Regions from separate parts of the Homo sapiens genome. Here region 2 is linked to region 1. Evidence: chromatin contacts called from ENCODE Hi-C or POLR2A ChIA-PET data. All regions are on one chromosome and are shown on one strand. Each heading gives the region's core, a stretch centred on a gene start or an enhancer-like site at or near the end of the contact. The rest is flanking DNA. Distances are from core to core; before and after follow the strand shown.

Evidence for each region. A loop is a pair of places that touch in the nucleus more often than their neighbours do. ChIA-PET counts read pairs that join two places held with the same protein, here RNA polymerase II (POLR2A). Pooled maps may share reads with other maps.
Region 2: a loop to region 1 is called in a map of Right ventricle myocardium superior, with 3 times the contacts of the local background. The contact joins two enhancer-like sites. A Hi-C loop is called at or near these places in 4 of 168 maps with a recorded cell type or tissue (Right ventricle myocardium superior, cardiac septum, heart right ventricle and 1 more), 2 of 37 single-sample maps with no recorded cell type and 9 of 50 pooled maps. POLR2A ChIA-PET finds 5 or more read pairs at or near these places in 3 of 52 experiments (A549, SK-N-SH and activated T-cell).

The regions. Positions count from the first base shown.
Region 1 is chr2:46,228,724-46,231,552 of GRCh38, forward strand. No RefSeq gene overlaps it. Among named protein-coding and RNA genes, the nearest start is that of EPAS1, 67 kb to the right of the region's middle. RefSeq lists enhancers at 177-1,161, 1,737-1,826. Within about 2 kb of position 1,513, at least 12 of the 41 ENCODE cell types and tissues checked have a DNase peak (open chromatin) inside an H3K27ac peak, as active enhancers do.
Region 2 is chr2:46,347,977-46,350,676 of GRCh38, forward strand. The region is part of intron 2 of EPAS1 (endothelial PAS domain protein 1); the gene reads left to right. Among named protein-coding and RNA genes, the nearest start is that of LINC01820, 45 kb to the right of the region's middle. Within about 2 kb of position 1,300, at least 3 of the 41 ENCODE cell types and tissues checked have a DNase peak (open chromatin) inside an H3K27ac peak, as active enhancers do.

The DNA.
Region 1 (2,829 bases), core at 263-2,762:
CTTGACCTCCCGGGCTCAGGCAATCCTTGCACCTCAGCCTCCAGAATAGGCGGAACTACAGGTGTGCCACCACACCTGGCTTTTTTTTTTTTTTTTAATAGAGACAGGGTCTCATCATGTTTCCCAGGCTGGTCTCAAACTCCTGGGCTCAAGTGATCCTCCTGCCTAGGCCTCCCAAAGTGCTGGGATTACAAGTGTTAGCCACCATGCCTGGCCAATACCTAAGTAATTTCTATGGCCACCAGCTGGTACCAGATCATTACAAACATTACTTTTCTTCATTATCACAACAACCTTGTTTTTTTCTTATTATAGGTGGCAGAACATAGGACGAGAATCACCACCCAGCCAGTTATACCAGAGCCAGGATTCAAACTCAAGCCATGATCTTGCATATCCATTGACAAACTGGTTCTCATAACCGCCCTGGGAAATGAGCAGGAAAGGAATGTTATCCCCACTTAAGATGGGGAATCCGGGCATGGAAAGCTCTGCTGGGGACTCCCCGCTGGGCTTCCTGACTCCTACCCTGACTGAGGTTGTTACCTTGCAATGGAGGCCAAAGTCCTGACAGGCAGTGGGAAAGATATTTTGGGGTAGGGCTGTCTCCCTGGTGCTTGTCAGATCTCATCTTGTGAAACAATTGGTTCAAGTTCACTGGGCCCGGGTGCGCAGCCTTCCCTGGCTGGAGCTGGGACCCTGCTGTTCTGAAAAGCTATATGGAAGGAGATTTCTTTCCTTCTCTGATTATCCTCACCACTAGGTGGGATGGAAGCTGTCTACCAGAGTCTGCTGCAGGTTAACCCTTCCCCTGCCCTCATTCAAGGACATGACAGGGATGTTCCAGGTAAATGTGCCCCCTTGGCTTGAGACAGCACTTGTGGTAATGGAATAGCTTCCTCTGCTATGGCCTGCTTGTGTTAGTTCACTGAGAATGGACTCCCTGTGGGTTCGTAGAGTGCAACAATTGAAGAGCTTGAATAATGGTTAACCAGGATGAAGTCACATCCGAATATGCGTCATCTCACCACCTCCTTTGCTGCAGTCCGAAAACCCCACTGAGTCTTTGTTCTTTTTCCATCCGTCTGTCTCTCTTGGTATCTGTCTCTCTCTTTCTCATCACCCCTTCAGGGTATTGATGCTTATTGATACTGGATTTTCTTTCTCACTCCAGTTTTTCCTGTCTCTATCCACCTGTCTTTCTCCCTCCAGCTCTCCCTCACTCTCTCTCCCTCCCCTTTTCCTCCCTTCTAGTTCCCCATTTTGCTGGTCTCATTGTAGACCTGCATTCATTTACGATTCATTATTCTTACTGAAGAGATCCTTTGATCTTGTCTGTTAAAAAGTAAGTGAGTTGCACTCTATACACCAAGAAAAAACAAAATCATCTTTATTTAACTTTTTTTCTGGCCATGGGCCTGTGGCTGGGGCAAAAATAGGTCTCCCTGTTTCTGGCACACACACCAGCCTCCCCAAGCTGCAAGCCAGCCCAGTGGGCAGACACAGCTGCGAGGCAGGAATACTGTTACCCAACTCAGGGTGGTGCCAGAGCTCCGAGTGCCCAGGCAGGCCTCCCCGCCAAGGCAGGGATCGCTCTGAGGCCAGAGGAGGCCCAGGGGACAGAGTCAAGGCTCCTGCTCACCTGGCCCTGGGGCTGTGGCTGGTGCTGGTTAGCCACTTCCTCCCCTTCCCCAGCAGGGCAGCAGGAGGGTTCCACTGGAGCCCAGCCCTGTCTCAGCTTGACCCCTATACCTGGTGACATCCCGCAGCCTGGGTCAAGCTGTCAGGTTAGCACGCAGCCCAGTTAAATGCACTGGGCTAACATCTGGACTTAGAGTTATGTAATGTTTTTACCTCATAATATTGTAACCTAGTAGAGGACATTTTATGGAGTCTTTAGAGGTGACCAAACTGAGGCTCATGGAGGTTGAGTTATCCAGTTAGTCAGGGATGAAGCTGGTGCTCAGGACTCTGGAATTCCTTGCCCAGATGTTCCCAAACCAGGTTGCATGGGCTGCTCCCCCAGGCCTGTTTCTTAGGGTAAGTGGTAACAAGCATCCCCATCATCTCCAGTTTGGAGAGCAGCCATGGGGCAGTAGTTTGCTGGGGGGAGGGTGGAGCTTGGACATGTAAGCTGGAGTGTCCCCTGGCATGAGTGTGAGGTCCTCTGCAGGACAGGATGTTGCTGGGGACAGGAAGTAAAGGCGGGTGGGATGGAGGCTGGGGGCTGGGGACCTGCTTTTCCTGAACCACCACATTCAGGCATGGAACTCCCAGGAACCGAATGTTCTGAATTTCAACCTGGCCTTCCAGGTCATAATGAATGTGTATTTGCAAAATTAGAAGGATAGAATGTACTTTACTTAATGATTGTTAACTCAATAATTTTGAAATATTAAGATGTGAATTGGGCTATCACTAGACTTAGGGGCTCTGAGCCTCACAGATATTAGAACTGGGCCTGTGAAGCACCTTTTCACCTGTTGATTGGCTATTTGGTTTCCTCTTATGTGACACACCCCACAGCTGCTGTCCCAATTCCCCTTCAGATCCTCTCCTCTGGGGCCCGGGAGCTCCTCCTGACCACTGTCCTAACCCCAGGCTGGCTCTGCTCTATCCCCTTCTCCATTCTGCTGCCAGAGACATTCCTAAACGGCTCAGAAATTTTCTAAGTATCCCACTAGCCATGAACTAGAACTCCAGCTCCCAGCCTGCCCTTCAAGGCGTTGGTTCCTTATGGAGCTAACTGTAAAGACCAAGTTGCTTTCTGCAGTGAGTTGGGGAGGCCAGGTGAGGATGCACAGGGAAGTCAACCGTGTGGCTAGACCT
Region 2 (2,700 bases), core at 50-2,549, 120 kb after region 1:
TTGTGGTTGTTTTTCAGTTTTCCGGAGTAAGCCTGGTGCCTTGGAGACGGTGGACTCCGCCATCCTGTTATGAAGTGGCTATTCTGGGAAAGAGGGAATCCAGTGTGAGGCTGGGAGGCCAGACCAGAATGTACTATTCTGGTCCCTGTAGTACAGGAAGGATATGGGGGACAGACTTTCAGAAAATAGGACGACAGCTCAGTGGGCCTGGGGTTGGAGGGCTAGGCCTAAAGAGGCGAAATGTGCAGACAAGAGCAGGAGAGCCAAGGGGGAAGATATGCTCCATAAATACTTTCAAAGAACAATGCAAGACAATGGCAGATACATGATCCTAGATGCTGCAAAGAGAGAACAGTGGGCTGAGCCCTGGCAAGGCTTGGATTGCTGGATATAAGAAAGGCTGGGAGACTCCATCACAGGGCATTTGTGTACCCCTCCCTTTAAAAAGGCTTGTCTTACTGGATAACTGAGGGCCAAGTTGGCTAATGTTGCAATCATCTTTACATAAAAAGAGTAGACAGTGGAGGATTTAATGACTGGATGGAGGCCCCTTCCCCACAGTGAGAACCCTCTCCCCTGCTTTCCTGCTGTGGTACTTGAGATTTTGCTCTTAGACATTAATTCCTTTGGATTAATCATTGCTTCTTTCATCACCACTCCCAATTCCTCCACCCACACAAAGCCCCAGAAGGGGTAATACAGGTTGAGTATCCCTTATCCGAAATGCTTGGGAGCAGAAGTGCTTTTGATTTTTTAATTTTTTCAGATTTTGGAATGCTTGCATTGTATTTATCAGTTGAGCATCCCTAACCCAAAAATCTGAAATTTGAAATGGTCCAATGAGCATTTCCTTTGAATGTTGTGTTGGATTTTGGAGCATTTCAGATTTCAGGTTTTCAGATTAGGGACAGTCAACCTGTATATTAATTGTAGAATGCCTCTGACTAAATTTGGACTCGTTGTGTTTCTCCTTATTTCACAGATAAGTGAAGCACAGACAGGTTAAGATTGCTCAAAGTCACACATTTAGCACATGGTGAACCTGCACCTGGAATTCAAGTCCTTTTGAATTTTGGTCCATGGGAAAACAGACATGGGACAGCAAGAGCATTTTGTAAACCTGGTCAGGCAAAGATGCTGACAAGGGCTGGGGTATGGGGTGTGGGGGAAGGGAGAAGGTAGGGGAACAAAGGTCAACAGAAGCAGCTGGGGGCCAGCGTGATGGGGAGGAGGTCCTCACACATTCAGAGAGTTGTCCTGTCCTTCCCCCTAGTGCAGGGCTTCGTTTTGCATGCTTGCCCTCCTGAGCCTGGCTGTCCATCTCAGTGGTTCAAAGGTTGGCCTCGAAAAGGCCACGAGTTAGGCTGGACTCCCTGAGCACATCTACCTGTGTGTGTTCTGGTGTGAGCCCTCATGTGCTGATGGGAACCCCTGTGTGCTAAACACACCCACAGAGATAGGACCAGAGTGGCCACAGTGGGACATCCCATATCTATCCCATCTCCGGAGCCTGTTGAAAGTTGTGGACACAAACTTGCCTGCCCTCTGGCTGGGCTCGGCCCTAGACCAGCTAGAGCCTTTAGCCTGTCAGCTCTGGTCCTCTCTGTCCCAAGGAAAGAAATGAAGGAAAAGGATAAAAAGTTTCTACTTTTGGCCATGTGGTCCTGATGTCCTTGAAGGAGAAATTCTCACCAAACGAGCACAGCCCAGGGAGGAGGAGATGGTTTCTCAGCACCCGCTTTTCTCTGACTTCTCTCCCAGGCTCCTGCCACACATTCGCTAGACTGATTGTTAAGTTATTTTCAGAAATTGTAAGACAAGATCTTTTTCTTTCTAAATCGTATTTTGCTTTTCCAACACATGTAGCGTTATGAAGAGGAGTACGGGATTTGTGGGCAGATAGACCTGCATTGGAATCTTAGTTTGGCTGCCTTCTTTCTCTGCAATGTAGTAAAAATTTCTCTTTGAGCTTTAGTTTCCTCATCTGCACAAAGGGAATAATGGTGCTTACCCTGCAATGTTATTTGGGGATTGAGATAACAGATATAAAAGGCCTTATCCTCTAGCCTGCCACATATTAAGCTCTCAATAAGTTATAGCTTAGAAATAAAAATTATTATGAACAAATATATTGATTTATATTAAATATAGGCTTCTGGAGAAATGATGTAAAAGAAAACCCAGTGTAAATTCTTACTATCCTCTAACCTACTTTCTAGCAATTTCTATCAAAATGCAGAGTCGTCAAACTTTTCCAAGGCAAAACAACCCACACATTCATTATTTAAGCATTTCTAACAAAGGTGAGTACCAATTTTGGCTCACTTTATAATAGGAAATAGCTGGTTGCATACCTCAAAGTTCAAAAGGCTAAAAAATACCAGGTTTTTCTTTAGAAAAGTTTCTCTTTACTTAGTAACACGTTTCCCTTTGATTTTCACAGTAGGCTGTTCTGTGTGGGAATGTTGGAGAGGAAACCTCAACGTTGAGAAATTCAGGCTGTGGGTCTGGGCTGCCGATTGAGATTCGTATCACAGGAAGCAAACTGAAACAATAGCTTTATGATATTAGCTGCCACGCTGGGCTGAGGACAGAACACACTCTTACAGGAACATCGGTGGAAATGCCACTTGATTGTCCTAAATCCTCTTTCAAGATGAGCCCCACAAACCATGAGCGAATCAGGGTCAACTCTGCATT